Linked DNA regions of Mus musculus: all the other regions are linked to region 1. A link is a loop called in an ENCODE intact Hi-C map of the cell type or tissue named here. Cell type or tissue: heart. All regions are shown on one strand.

What was found. Hi-C counts contacts between places; a loop is a spot of excess contacts. Peaks named below come from ENCODE experiments on the same cell type or tissue, not always from the same donor. Only the 100,000 strongest peaks of a DNase experiment are listed, where the experiment ranks them.
Region 2: it touches region 1 in a loop (2.7-fold over the local background); 2 of 42 quality-filtered maps call a loop at or near these places.
Region 3: a loop joins it to region 1, with 3 times the contacts of the local background. A loop is called at or near these places in 2 of 42 quality-filtered maps.

Annotation. Positions count from the first base shown.
Region 1 is chr6:115,770,773-115,775,772 of GRCm38, reverse strand. It overlaps Gm44180, which reads left to right and starts at 4,957. Exons shown (of 2, transcript XM_030255690.1): 1 at 4,957-4,981. The coding sequence starts at 4,957. Cand2 (cullin-associated and neddylation-dissociated 2 (putative)) reads right to left here and starts at 1,216. Exons shown (of 15, transcript NM_025958.2): 1 at 1,095-1,216. The coding sequence starts at 1,162. Mir7660 (microRNA 7660) reads right to left here and starts at 116; the gene lies at 54-116. In heart, a CTCF peak has its summit at 2,950 (motif pointing right); DNase peaks (open chromatin) are centred at 1,082 and 1,516; H3K4me3 peaks cover 2,171 bases; H3K27ac peaks cover 2,302 bases.
Region 2 is chr6:115,696,584-115,701,583 of GRCm38, reverse strand. Gm38879 (a long non-coding RNA gene) reads right to left here and starts at 434. Exons shown (of 3, transcript XR_869384.1): 1 at 1-434. In heart, CTCF peaks have their summits at 96 (motif pointing left), 2,689 and 4,651 (motif pointing right); a DNase peak (open chromatin) is centred at 3,733; H3K27ac peaks cover 1,080 bases.
Region 3 is chr6:115,230,479-115,235,478 of GRCm38, reverse strand. All of the region lies in intron 1 of Syn2 (synapsin II), which reads right to left. Among named protein-coding and RNA genes, the nearest start is that of Timp4, 19 kb to the left of the region's middle. In heart, no CTCF peak of the experiment used is centred here; DNase peaks (open chromatin) are centred at 2,718, 3,418 and 4,678; H3K27me3 peaks cover 4,439 bases.

The DNA of each region.
Region 1 (5,000 bases):
TTACCTGCTACCTAAAGCACAAACAGCTAAGCTAAGGCTCAGAGGGCATGGAGTACTTTGCCCATCACTTACAGATCTAGTTAGTGATGGTTGCCGAGATCTGAAGCCAGGGCAAAGGATCCCAAGCCCTACTACCACTGTGGGGCTTAGGGCTGCACAGAGATTTTTGAGGACTGTATTTACAGGACACGGAAAAGGTCAGACCACACAAATAGGCTTCTGGCCCCTCCGGACTGGCTAGATTGGGAATCCCACTGACACCTCCAACTCTGCTTGGCCCTACCGTTAGCATTGTATCCAGGCCCTTCATGTCCCTGAACCTAATTTTCCCTGTTTGTAATCGGAGGGATAACTACTGTGACAGAAGACTCAGAATGGTGCACTGTCCTGTTGACTTGAGGGTCCACAACTGACCAACAACCCCTTTTTATCACTGAACCTCAGTTTCCCCTGCAAGAGGGGCTGCATCAGATATTCCCATTCCTCTTGCCAACTCTGTTCCTGTGTTTCTGTGGTGTTTGGAGAGGAGGATAGGAGAAAAAGAATGGGGGAGAGAGATAGCCCTCACCCCAACCTTTGCTTCCTGCTCTAAACCATCTTGGGAGAGGAGGGGAATAAGGAAGATGGGGTGGTGATGAGGGGCCAGGGAGAAAAGGCACGGGATGAAAAGAAAGAGATGAAAGAAAAGTAAAGTTTGTTAGGGTTAGGAGACCCGGTAGGGGTACAGGGTGCGGGGGATGGGGTAACCTAGAGACCGGGCAGAAGTGTGGGTCTCGGAAGATAGCCTTGGATGGAGGTTGTGCAGGGAAGCGGCCTGTTTCAATGAGGGTCAGAAGAGGACTGCACTGGGTTCCAAAGAGAGGCCGACGGGGACTTCACTGGAGAGCCTGGGGGGCGCCCAGTGTTGGGGACTTGAGAGGCCAGCACAGCAAAGGCGGGAAGAGGCTGGGGGCGGGGCTGCAGGCCCAGCCAGGCCCAGGCGAAGAGGCCGGGGGCTCCCACAGGGGTCCGCAGGGGGGGGGCAGGGGAGCAGAGGGGCGGCCGGGACAGGCTGAGACCCCTGAAAACGAGTCCCGAGCCCCCACAGGGCGCACCTGAAGTCTTTGTCGCTGGACGTCATCTTCTCCAGCAGGCTGGAGATGTAGAAGGCACCGGTACTCATGCTGGCTGCGCCGCGGGGTTGCGGGTCGAATCGAATATGGCGGCGCGGCCTCCCCTCCCCTCCACCACGCCCCCTCCCCCACCGGCCACGCCCCTTCTCTCTCTCTCTCTCTCTCTCTCTCTCTCTCTCTCTCTCTCTCTCTCTCTCTCTCTCTCTCTCTCTCTCTCTCTCTCTCTCTCTCTCTCTCTCTCTCTCTCTCTCTCTCTCTCTCTCTCTCTCTCTCTCTCTCTCTCTCTCTCTCTCTCTCTCTCTCTCTCTCTCTCTCCCCTCCTGTCCCGAGCAGGACTGAAGTAACGGGCCTGGCCCCCTCTCCTGGACAGCTCTGCTCAGCATGGGCACCAGCAGCTCACCACCCGGCCCTGACCACGCCTTCTCCCGATTGTGCCTTGAAGACCCCTTGACTTTGCTCTCTCAATGGCACTCATGCAAACAGGGACATGGGATGGCAATTCCAGATTCTACCAGGTTCCACACAGCCAAAGAACCTGAGATGAATTAAGGACGGACTTCAGGTTCCCAAAGCCGAGAGCAATAGCTGTTCCCTAAAGTTGATCACAGTTTTCCCCAGTTAGGAGGTGTGTGTGTGTGTGTGTGTGTGTGTGTGCGCGCGCGCGCGCGTAGATCTTTAGGGGGACTCTTTAAACTGGAAAGGAAGTGTCGCTTCAAATCTCTGCTACCTAGCTTGGGGAGTCACACAACCTCTGCTGGCTATTTTTAGTTACTCAAAGGAATAAAAGAAACCTTTATCTTTCTTGCTTTGTTTTGTTTTTTCTTTTTTGTTTTTGTTTTTGTTTTTTGAGACAAGGTTTCTCTGTATAGTAATTGCTGCCCTGAAACTCACTTTGTAGACCAGGCTAGCCTCAAACTCAGAGACCTGCCTGCCTCTTTCTCCCAGGTATTGAGATTAAAGGCATGCACCAAGACCCTGGTTAAGAAAGTTTTATCTTAAATGTATTAAAATTTCTGTTTTGGTTCTTCTCTACCACAGAGCCACACCCTCAGGTTGGTAAAAGGAAATCTAGGGGGCTGGGGTGTCTCATACCTGCAATTCCAGAACTTGGCAGGTGAAGGCAGGAAGGCAGGAGGATCAAAATTTCAACCTTGGCTACATAGATCCTGTCTTTAGAAAAAAAGATAAAGAAAGGAAGGATTTAAATGAGACATCTGCTACATCTTTGATTTCCGACTCCTAATCCAACTTCTCTTCCTCTAGATGACTGAACAGTGGCTACAAAGTCCCAAGCCTTGGAGGCTAGGGACCTCTACATTTCTCCTAGTCTTCTTGCTCCTGTCTCGCTCACACCTATGTGGCCATCCCAGAAGAAAGTCATTGTTTCATGAATGAGAAGGGGAGACAGCCCTTCAGGGGACTGTGAATACTCCCAGGGAGAAATATAGCAATCACTTGGCACCTTAGGCAGTTATTTAGTAAATGACAGTGGAGACAAAATTGGAATTTTTTACATTTTATCATTATTATTTATTTGTATTTTGTATCTAGGAGTTTCTTGCTCACATACACATATGTATATGTGTGTGTATATATATATATATATATATATATATATATATATATATATATGTGTGTGTGTGTGTGTATGTATGTATGCGTATGTATATATGTATATATATGTGTGTATATATGTATGTGTGTATATGTATATGTATATATATGTGTGTGTATATATATATGTGTGTGTATATATATATATGTGTGTGTATATATATATATATATATATATATATATATATTGCAGTACCCATGAAGGACAGAAGAGGGCAATAGACTCCAAGAAACTGTAGTTACCCACTGTTGTGAGCTGTCACATGCATACTGGGACCCCAGGACCTGTGCAAGAGCAATAAATGGTTTTAACTACTGAGCCATCTCTCCAGCCCCCTTTTTCATTTTTTATAACAATAGACTGATTTGGGTAAAGGTTGCTATTTCACTCCTCTGGTAAACCCTGTTTACAGTTCAGAGTTTCAGATCTTACTCCTTGAGCACTTAGTGGGACTCTGGAAGCCTGCATGTGTTGAATGAAAGCATGCGTTTTCTAACTGTAGAGTGCATCATCTTACATTGGATTTGTATTCCAATCAAACTTTTTAAAGTAATTTAAAGGTTTGTCTTATTTTATGTATATGAATGTTTAGCTTGCATGTATGTCTGTGTACCATGTGAATGCAGTACCCGAAGAGGCCAGAGGAGGGCGTCAGATCCCCTGGAACTAGAGTTATAGACGGTTGTGAACCACCATGTGGGTGCTGAGAATTGAACCCAGGTCCTCTGCAAGAGTAACAAGTGCTCAGGGCTGGCGAGATGGCTCAGTGGGTAAGAGCACTGACTGTTCTTCTGAAGGTCCTGAGTTCAAATTCCAGTAACCACATGGTGGCTCACAACCACCCGTAATGAGATTTGATGCCCTCTTCTGGTGTGTTTGAAGTCAGCTACAGTGTACTTATGTAAAATAATAAATAAATCTCTGGGCCTGAGCAAGCAGGGTTGACCGGTGTGAGCAGAGGTCCTAAAATTCAATTCCCAACAACCACATAGAAGGCTCACAACCATCTGTACAGCTACAGTGTACTCTCATACATAAAATAAATTAATAAATAAATCTTTTTTTAAAAGAAGAATAACAAGTGCTCTAAACCACTGAGCCATCCTTCTACCCATAATTAATTAACTAGTTAATTTTGGTTTCTCAAGACAGGGTGGGCTGGAGAGATGGCTCAGCGGTTAAGAGCACTGACTGCCCTTCTGAAGGTCCTGAGTTCAAATCCCAGCAACCACATGGTGGCTCACAACCATCTGTAATGAGATCTGAGATCTGATGCCCTCTTATGGGGGTGTCTGAAGACATCTACTGTGTACTTACATATAATAAATAAATGAATCTTATAAAAAAACCAAAAGACAGAGTTTCTCTGTGTAGCCTTGGCTGTCCTGTACTCACTCTGTAGGCTAGGCTGGAGTCAAACTCAGAGATCTGCCTGCCTCTACCCCTGCCCCTGCCCCTGCCCCTGGCCCTGCCTCTGCTTCTTGAGTGCTGGGCTTAAAGGTGTGCAACACCACCGCCCAACAGTAAAATCTATTCATTTTATGTGTTACAAAATTTAAATTTCCATCATCATTCTTCCTTCGAGACTGTTTTTAATGGAACTTCTGGGTGTTCAATAGCCATGCTTAAAGATTGAAATCAATAGTATAAAGAGACAAAAAGGACAGCCAGTATTCTGCCCCTGCCCTCCAAAGTCTGTTAGGTCTCAAGACAAGAGAAGAGTTTGACACCTCAAAAAGGGTTCTAAATAAAACACCACTAAGTGTGCTGCTGTGAATAAGAAATGTCTCCCATGGCCTGAGGCATTAACACACTTGGTCCTCAGTTAGTAACCCGCTTGGGGAAGCTTAGGAGGTGCAGTCTTGATGGAGACAGTATGTCGGGAGGGGTGGACTTTGACAGAGCACAGTTTCTCTGAAAGATGTGACAGCTGAACTTCCTGCTCTTCTTGCCAGACCTGCTGTCACTTTCCAGCCAGGATGGACTCTTGTCCCTCTGGGACCGTAAAGCCAAACAAACCCTCACTTCTATTAGTTGCCTAGGTCATGGTGTTTTAACACAGCAACAGAGGCCTAGTTAAGATCGAGGTCACAGGGCTAAACCTACAGCTGGAGACTCTGGGGATCAAACTGTATCCAATAGCAGGTGACTGACTTTGACCTGTGGGAAAGTCAGAAACTCATCCTCCTGGAACTATTTTCCATTCTTTGTTGCCTATGTGGCGACACCATGATGAGTGCTGTAGAATTTGATGGTGACTAGGTGTGCTTCTA
Region 2 (5,000 bases), 74 kb after region 1:
AAAGACCCAAATTCAGTTTCCAGCACCCTTTCGGGTAGCATACAAACCGCTTGTAACTCCAGTTCCGGGTGAGAAATGATGCCCTCTTCTGGCCGTCCAAGGTACCTGCATCTCTCATGTACAGAACCGACGATTCCTCCTCCTTCCACAGCCCTCAAAAACCTCATCTGAGCCCAGCCTTAGTTCTAGGGTTAAAAATAAGTTTCTTATTAAATGTTGACGAGGTCCCGGGATGAAAGGCCTGTGAGCCAAAGGGATGAGTTCTCAAAACCCACATATCTGAGGCAAGACAGACATCAGGAAAATTGTGGGGACACCGAAAGGGAAAAGAACCCCTCACTCCAGAGTCTGAGGAGAGCCTACTTCCTGCAGAAAGCAGGGATTCCAACGCAATCAGTGTTTGCTGTGAAAGCTCTTCACCCACAGGGTGAAGATCTTCTTCTCTGGGCATATTTTATGATCCAGGCTTAATGCTTGAATATATATAACCTTGGGTGGAGTTTCGTTCCTTTCACCTCAAGCCTAAGAATGTCAAACAACACCTATGTTTGCAGTGCAAAGCTGTCTGACATTCCTGTGTTCCTGGAAACTGGACTTTACCTCATCATCTGGGACTCTCCCCTCTGGAACCACCTGGGGACCTTATTAACCTTTCCTTGTTTTGCTTGTTTGGGGCAAGGTCTCTCCCTAGGTAGCCCTGACTGGCCTGGAACTCACATTGATCCACCTGCCTCTTCTCTCTGTGGGCTGTGCACACCTGCACATATACACAAACAAATAAAATAAAATAGATAAACAAATAAAAAGGTCTGGGGGTGGAATCTTCACATGTCCACAGTGATTCTGGAATGCCGTAAGTTTAATTCTAGGCATTAAAGGTATGGCATTTAAGCTCTGGCCCTCTTTCTTGGATGGCTCTCACTGGTTCTTGGTTCTAGGCTTTGGATCTTTCTTCCTGCAAAAGACCCAGGGTCCACTGCACCCACGTGGCAGAGGACCCAGCACCCACATGGCAGCTTACAATTGACTGTAACTCTAGTTCCAGGACATATGACACCCGTTTTGGCCTCTGTGAGTACCATCCATGCAAGGGCAGGCAAAATGCTCATACAGGTAAATTAAAATAAACAAGATTGAGACTGGACAGTGGTGGCACACACCTTTAATCTCAATGCTTAAGAGTCATAGGCAGGTGGATCTCAGTGAGTTCAAGGCCAGCCTGATCTAAAGAGCTTATTCTAGGACATCTAGGGCTATGCAGAGAAACCCTGTCTCAGAAAAACCAAAACTAGATAGATAGTTAAAATTGTAGGGGCTGGATAGATGGCTCCAGAGCATTTGTAACCCTTGCAGAGGATCTTCTGACCTCCTCGAGCACACACACTGTTAGGACCTAGGTAAAGTATTAAGGCCGAGACAGAATGTTAGGACCTGGGAAAACTATTAAGGCTTAGATGGAATGTTAAGGCCTAGGTAAAATGTTAAGGCTTAGGTAACTGCTACCTTGTTAGCCTGCCATCATAAGGAAACTTTCTCGTGTTTCTGCTATCACTAGGAAACTTTCTAATGCCGAGATTGATTGCATATTCTGTTATGTCCTGCGTCCTTGGAAACCACTGATGATGGAAGCCAGTAGAACTGTTTTGTATAGTTACCCACAATGAGCTTGGACCCAAATCAACCACCCAACAGCACTTCCTGCACTTGTGTATAAGTTTTTATGGTATAAGCTGCCCCTGGGATGGACCCCAGCATAAGAGATAATTAACAATAAGAAACTATTTGGAATACGACTTCCATTTTGAGTAGTGGTTGAGTAAAGTTTAAGTTCCCTGGGAACTGACATCCTACTTGTCAGAAAGAGATATGTACGTGGGTAACTGACATCCTGGTTGGCAAATTAAGACATGAATGTTAGACAAGTACCATTCTGACTGACAAGTTAAGACATGAATGGTAGACAAGGCACATCCTCTGGCACAGTTGAATACCCTACCAATGGGAACAGGATAGATGCACAACAAAGACATGACCCTAAGGAAATCCCCTATCCTTAAATCCTGACTGGGTGAAGTATCTTGACACAGATGTTTATGGATTTGGGGCTAAAAAAAACACTGTAGGGGGGCTGGAGAGATGGCTCAGCGGTTAAGAGCACCGACTGCTCTTCTGAAGGTTGTGAGTCTGAAGGTTGTGAGTTCAAATCCCAGCAACCACATGATGGCTCGCAACCATCCATAATGAGGTCTAATACCCTCTTCTGGGGTGTCTGAAGACAGCTACAGTGTACTTACATATAATAAATCAATAAATCTTAAAAAAAAAAAAACACTGTAGGGCAGCTGGAGAGATGGCTCAGTAATTAAGAGCGCTGAGTGCTGTTCCAGAGGTCCTGAGTTCAATTCCCAGTAATCACATGGTGGCTCACAACCATCTGTAATGGGATCGGATGCCCTCTTCTGGTGTGTCTGAAGACTGCTACAGTGTATTCATATACATAAAATAGAATAAATAAATCTTTTTTAAAAGTCCAAAACAAAAAACAACCACCCACTAAAAAAACCGAAACAAAACAAACAAACAAAAGACAAAAACCACTGTAGGCTCTTAACTCCGGGTCATGGTTCAGTTCCTGAATGTGGACCATGTCCCTGGTGATCAGCCCTGGGGTGTGTGCTCAATAGCTCCCCCTGTCTGACTGAGATGGGTGTTCATGTGGTTGGTGAGGAGATTCCTAGACCCCAACACAAACAGTTAGCATATACACACATGCGAGCAAAACGCTCTTACAAAGAAAATAGGATAAATCTTAAAGGAGTTTTAAAATAGAAAATCTTTACTAAAATTAGATAAAAGAAAAATGTAAACATAAAAAAGTTTGGTTTTTTTTTTAAACCACTCATTTCTATATTTAGAAAAACATCTCTGTGTGTTTCTTATGTGTGGCACTAAGATCTACTCCAATAGAGCTACACTCAGACTGGAGTTGCTACAGATCACCTCTGTCATCCCAGGAGTTAAGATGCTAAGACAGAAGAATTACCATGAATTCCAGGCTAACCAGATCTCCATAGCAAACCTTATCTCATTAATAAAATAAAATAAAATAAAATAAAATAAAATAAAATAAAAACCACACGTGACATCACTTGCTGGGTCCTTGTCTGCTCCGGGCGAGTGATGTACAGAAATGAGCACTTAGGGGACATGCAGGAGCCTCAGTGGTTGTCATGACGATCAATGAGGTGTCCACGGATAGCCTGGGCTTAGTCAGGCCGTGCTGGTGGGGACAAATGCATGTGTCTTAGCTGGCCCGGAATGCCCGACTCGGCTCATATTCAGAGCTGAGACCTCGGTGGAGACAGCTGGAATCCCAAGCTCAGCTGAGACAATGGGGCATGGGGCCTCTCCCTTTGGCTTTCCCATGCATTCTTTCCTGGCGGATTCTTGAAGTAGGTAGGAAGATTGAGGTCAAGTTTTGCAAATGCTCTGGCCTAGGTGTGGCCCATCCTTCAATTCTCACTTGAGAAGGTGCCAACCCCTTTTCTTCCTTGTTCAGAGTCATTTACCTACGTGCTGGGCCGAGCCCCAATGGGAACTTAACATTCATTTTCTCTCTGTACTGGCTTTTTTTTTGTAGTGGTTCACACAAATTTATTGTTCCTTGCCAACACTTGCTATTTCGGGAACCACGGCAACCGTTTCACAACACACTTCAATTAACTCAAGATGTTCTATTTAGAACCATCTTCCCAAAGCTTTGCAATGCTGGAGGTCACAAGGGCATCAGTGAACTTGCACAGAGTCACACGGGGAAATATTTTTCTTTTGCCTTGGAACAAGAGACATAAAGATAAGGCTTGAGATGAAGGACAAACTCAGGCCCAGGACAAAACCAAAACCAGAAACAAAACCAAAAGACAGGAAATGATGGTTTCATTTACTGAACCTAAGGAAAATTTAAACCACGGTATTACTTTTAAAATATTTATTTTGTTTTTACTTATATGTGTGTACCTGTTGTGTCCGGCCAGCCGACCACATGTTTTGGGTCCTAGGCTGGAAAGGCATGTTGGAAACCTGGAAGAGAAGGAGGGCTAGGCTGCATGAGATAAGGAAGGAACCAAGACAAAGCTCTCTGCTCAAAGTTCAATTTTAATGTCAGCAAACACGCTCTTTAAAGAAAAGGGGAGGGGCTGGAGAGATGGCTCAGTGGTTAAGAGCACCGTCCAGAGGTCCTGAGTTCAATTCCCAGCAACCATATGATGGCTCACAACCATCTGTAATGAGATCTGATGCCCTCTTCTGGTGTGCCTGAAGACAGCGAGAGTGTACTCAAAAAAAAAAAGGAAAAAAAAGAAAAAGAAAAAGAAAAAGAAAAAGAAAAGGGGAGGCCTGTCCCTGGCCAAGCAAAGTTCCTTTGAAGTAGATAGGTCAGCCTTTTAGTGGGAAGATCGCAGTGTTAACTCCGGGAAGATTCTTGGAAGAGAACCAGTTTGGCCTCTGGCAGGTTGAGCCTCAGGCAGGTAGTAGCACATCAAAGGAGCAGCACAGCAGGTGGCTCTGCTCAAGCATCCGGATGGTCACAGCCAGCCTTGCTAGGCTGGAAAGAGGTAACATGTACCTATGTATGAGTATGTACACCTGAGTGTAGTAACCTCGGAGTCCTGAAGAGGGCGTTGGATTCGCTGGAACTAAAGTTACAGGGAATTGTAAGTTGCCTCACATGGGTACTGGGAACTGAACTCAGAACTTCTAGAAGAACAGTAGGCTCTCTTAACCATTGAACTATCATGCTAGCCCCCAAATATTACTTTTTTGTTTGTTTAACAGCTTTTGTTTTTGAGACGAGATCTGATTTTGTACCTGCTATTGACAATCTGGGCTAAAGTCTGTATCCATAGGGTGAGTTCATCTTCTTTGGTGGGTGAGATTACCAGAAGGGATACGTGACACCTGTGCTCTTGGAGGATCTGCCTTCAGTTCAGCCAGGGAAGTTT
Region 3 (5,000 bases), 540 kb after region 1:
AGTTTTTGGCTGAGAGGGTCCTGTGAAGATCCCCAGCCAACTAGGCTGATGCTAGGACAGATGGCTACTCTTCGCAGACAGACAGTGAGGTCCCATTGCAGAGGACATCCACACAGCTCATTGAACATGGAAAGGTTAATCGTGGAGCCTTCGCCCCTGTGTTCTTAGTGTCTTTGGTGCAGGAAGGTACTCTGTGGGTGACAGAAAGAGAATCATGAACGCCAACTGGACCACAAAACCTTTGACCTACAATCTGTCCTGCATGCAAGATGTTCTGGGGCAATCATGACACTGAACTTGTGGAAGTGGCCAACCAATGTCTAATTTAACTTAAGGCCCACTCCATGAGAGGGAGCACATGTCCAACACTGCTTGGATGGCCAAAAACCAGAGACTGGATATCCCAGAGACCTAGGGTAGAGCCAAACAAGATGTATCTTTAAAAAAAAAAAATCAATGAAATGATTCCTAATGGTATTCTGTTATATTCACAGATGCTTCCTCCAGCAGTAGATAGGAGTAGATGCAGAGACCCACAGCCAAACTTGAGGAGAAAGTCTAAATTAGATATCTCCATTGGGTCCCTACCCTTGGAGCTTGAGGAATCCCTGAAGAGGGGAGGGAAGATTATAGGAGTCAGAAGGAATGGAGGACACCAGGAACCACGGAATCAACTAAGCAGGGTTCATGGGGGCTCACAGGGACTGAAGTAGCAAGCACAGGCCTGCATGGGTCTGTACCAGGTCCTCTGTATATATGTTTTTGCTATTAGCTTGGTGTTTGTGTGGAACTCCTAACTGTGGGAGCGGGTGTGTCTCTGACTCTTTTGCCTGCTCTTTAGAGTCTTTTCCTCTGTTTAGTTGCCTCTCCAGCTTCAGTGTAAGGACTTTTGCCTTGCCTTTTTGTTTTGTTCTGTTTGGTTATTGTCTCTTGGAGGCCTGCTCTTTTGTGATGGGAGATGGAGGGGAAGCAGATATGGGGAAGAAGTGAGGTGAGAGAGCTGAGAGCTGGGAGGAGTGGAGGGGGGAGGGGACACAGTGGTTGGGATAAAGAGAGGAATCTTTCTTTCTTTTAAAGATGGAATCAGAACAGAATGAACGAGAGAGAGAGAGAGAGACAGACAGAGAGAGAGAGACAGAGAGAGAGAGGAGAGAGGAGAGAGAGATTGCTATTAATGCTTGATTTCTTCATATACATATCAGGAGAGCTGACAACCAAGGAAAACAGCTACAACCAAACATAAAACTCAGCCTGTATCACAGGGAAAACAAGTGATGCTGAGTTATGCAGTCCAGTGTCTTCCCAATCTGTCAGGTTGAGAGGAACTTCATCCTATGCATTAACGGCATCAGGCCTGTATGAGGAGACTACATTCTTGCACAGTTATATTTTCTCTTTCCTGCCTCTAATCTTCCTTCCCTCTATAAGATTTTTCTTCTCTGCTATTTTGGCTTTGTTCTCTGTTTGTAAAGATGGGCTGGGTACCTGCGCCTAGTAGACTAAATCATGCCTGCTTTTCCCCTGAGCTCTACATTCCCAACTGGCTTGTTCCATTGGAGGTTTTCTGAACCTCTTCTCAAAATAAAGGAATACACCAATATTTTATTTTGCATTGTGTTCTAGGAGCTGTATGCTAGTTGCTTATAAGAATATTTAATCCATAGCTGTCCCCTGAGAGGCTCTACCAGTGCCTGACAAATACAGAGGTGGATGCTCACAGCCATCCATTGGACTGAAAACAAGGTCCCCAATGAAGGAGCCAGAGAAAGGACTCAAGGAGCTGAAGGAGTTTGCAGCCCCATAGGAGGAACAACAATATGAACCAACTAGTACCCCCAGAGCTCCCAGGGACTAAACCACCAACCAAAGAGTATACATGGAGGGACCCATGGCTCCAGCTGCATACGTAGCAGAGGATGGCCTAGTCAGACATCAATGGGAGGAGAGGCCCTTGGTCCTTGGGTTCCATGCCCCTGTGTAGAAGAATGCCAGGGCCAGGAAGCAGGAGTGGGTGGGTTGGTGAGCAGGGGGAGGGAGAAGGGATAGGGGTTTTTGGAGGGGAAGCCAGGAAAGGGGTTAACATTTGAAATGTAAATAAAGAAATTATATAATTTTTAAAATGTTTGTTTGTTTGTTTGTTTTGAGACAGGGTTTCTCTTATAGCCCTGGCTGTCCTGGAACTCACTTTGCAGACCAGGCTGGCCTCAAACTCAGAAATCTGCTTGCCTCTGCCTCCCAAGTGCTGGGATTAAAGGCGTGTGCCACCACTGCCCGGCCTGTTTGTTTGTTTGTTTGTTTTAAAAGAATACTTAATCCTCATAATAACTGACCAGATAGGAAGAAAACTCTTTGAAACAAAAAAAAAAAAATTCAAAATTCTCAGGAAGAAAATGACATTTCCAAGGTCATTAGCATGTTAGTGGCACAGCCACACAGGACCCTGAGTGCAGTGCCCCATGCCACCCAGCACCATCTTCCTCTGCTGCTGTGTTCCTCCCGCTCTCCCACGCCATGGAAACTGACTTACCACATGTGCTGCACCAAGTTTTTTTTCCCATTTTTTTCTACTCAGAAGAGACTTAATGATGCTATAAGTACTTGTCCCACCACAAATACTTCCTTTCCTGGTTCCTGTCAACTTACTCAGGATAAGGCCAGGCTATTTCCTTTGCTCTATGGATTCTGGAACAGACCGTTCTAGGAAGTTGTCATTTGTGCTATCCAAGTCCCTGGCCACCCTGAAATTGCTCCTCTGAGGCACTGGGCCATCCTGGAGTTGGATCACTAAGTCCAACCCCCACCTCTGCCCTAATTCCTTCCTAAGTTTCACATCAGTTTGCTTCCAGGGCCCTGATCAACATTCATAGCTCAGCATGCCCCTGTAGCACATGCCACTCTCTTGACAGTTCTGTCTATGCATGGCACTGTCACTGCTCTGCAGATACTGGGCTCAGTCAGTCTTTGCTTATAATCATAAGCCGAACTAAAATAAATGACCAACAAGATGGCTTTTCTTTGGTTGTATGCCTGCACTGCTATCACAAATGCTCTCTTGATGCTTCCTCCTACCTTCAAGTCTCAAATAGCTTTTCTGTAAGATTAGTGTCAGAGACCTTCATTCCCTGTGAAGGTTAGCACTTTCAAAGGTTGTTCTTTGACATACTAGTTTCTCACAACTCTGTGAAGGAGCTAAGAGAGAATGCTTCCTGACCACTGGACTGCTGGGGAAACAGAAACCCCAAACAGTTCAACAGCATGCCGACTCACAGAAAACATCGTGAGTTAACTGAGAACTGAGGGTTTGCATCTAGATTCTACATGCTGCCAAGTTTTCTAACTTGCTCATTTATTTTGTGGGTTTTGAATAGTGATACTGGGGTATATTTATAGATCTTGGCTGGGATTATCTGCCACTTCCTGCACCTGCCCACTGACCAAGTTGGCTAATGGAACTATTTTCATGCCTTTCCTCCACCCCAACCTCGCAAGCTATCCTAATGCCTTTTCCTTAAGGTAATTTGTGCTGTTGGAAATCTCGGTTTGTGTTTCCTAGTTCAGGGTCACTGATTTTTTCCTGGCTAAGCTACAATGTTATCATCATAAAAGAGCCAAGATGGTAACAGACAAGGTGCAAACCCCTCTTCTAGAGGATGAACACATTGTTGAAGCAGCTGGGCCCTGGACCTTCTGATTAGTTTTCTAGAAATAATTTAATGGAATAAGTTCTATAACTTACTAGCAAATGACAGAAACACCTCCTGAACTTAAGGGGGTGCTAGCAGGAAGCAGTGTGCAAGGATCCAGAGGACAGATGCTCTGCAGCCTTGGCTGCACCCTTTCCTGGCTGGGTGGCCTTTGGAAAGAATCCTATATTTAAACAAATAATACCAAAGTTGTTTATATTGCTAAATTATTCAATCCATATTCAAAAACTACATAAAATGATAAAAATGTAAATGGTCCATTTTTCCATTCATCTCTTAACACATACAATCCCGCTGTCGTTTGCCAGCATGCCCTCCCAAGTAGGGTGGGGGTGTAAACATGACTGTGTGCTCTAAGCACACACATATGGCATCTTGCTACAAAAACTTTTTCGGGCCTTAATTTTCTCTCCAGAGTGTGTCTCAGTGATAGGCTTTTATGCACCCAGCAGTGGGATCCCTGTAACAGCTGCATGGAAGGCTCTCTCTATATGGTGGCTTAATGGATGTTTACTAGTGAGTAGATCTCCACATTCTTGGCTTTGCCTCACTGGTGCTACATGGTTTACATTTTAATATGTAGACATGGGAAATAATTTCTGTAGAATTCCTGATGCAAGAAATGGACACAGCTTCTTACAGAATTATCAAACTACTTCCCTCCTAACAAAGTTTGAAAGTTTGGAAATGTATTTCACCTACCTTGGTTTTCTCATACTATCCCTTACATAAGACGGCAACAGAGTAAGCACTTAGCATGGATTTCTGATTGACAATCTTATAAAATAATCCAGATTCATACCCTTGTGCTCAATCCTAAACAGAACCCAAGATGTACACCCTTGCAGCACAAACTAAAAATATCTGTATTGCCTGTGTTGTCAATTTCCCCCCATTGTAACATTTTCTTAATAAGCCTAGCAGCTGGGGATCCATGGGAGTTTAACAGCTTGCAGCTTCCTTAACGGGCCAGGTAATAAAACATCTCCCCTTATTACTAAAACGAGCAGAGGCGTCTAGATATAACTCTTGTTATTCAAGGAAAAGAATATCTTTAGTGGTGCATGATGGGGGAGGTGGGAGATGGCTTGCACCCAAAAGTTTGAGATTAACCTGGGCAACATATTAAGACTTTATCTCAAAACAAAAGAAAACAAAACAAATGTGGGTGGGGGAGCTAATGACAACTTAATAATTAGCAGTAAAGACTTGCTGAGAACCAAACACTAAATGCTTTATGTATTTTACCATATTTGATAATGTCTGGCATGCAGATGCTATGAAGAGAATTATGGG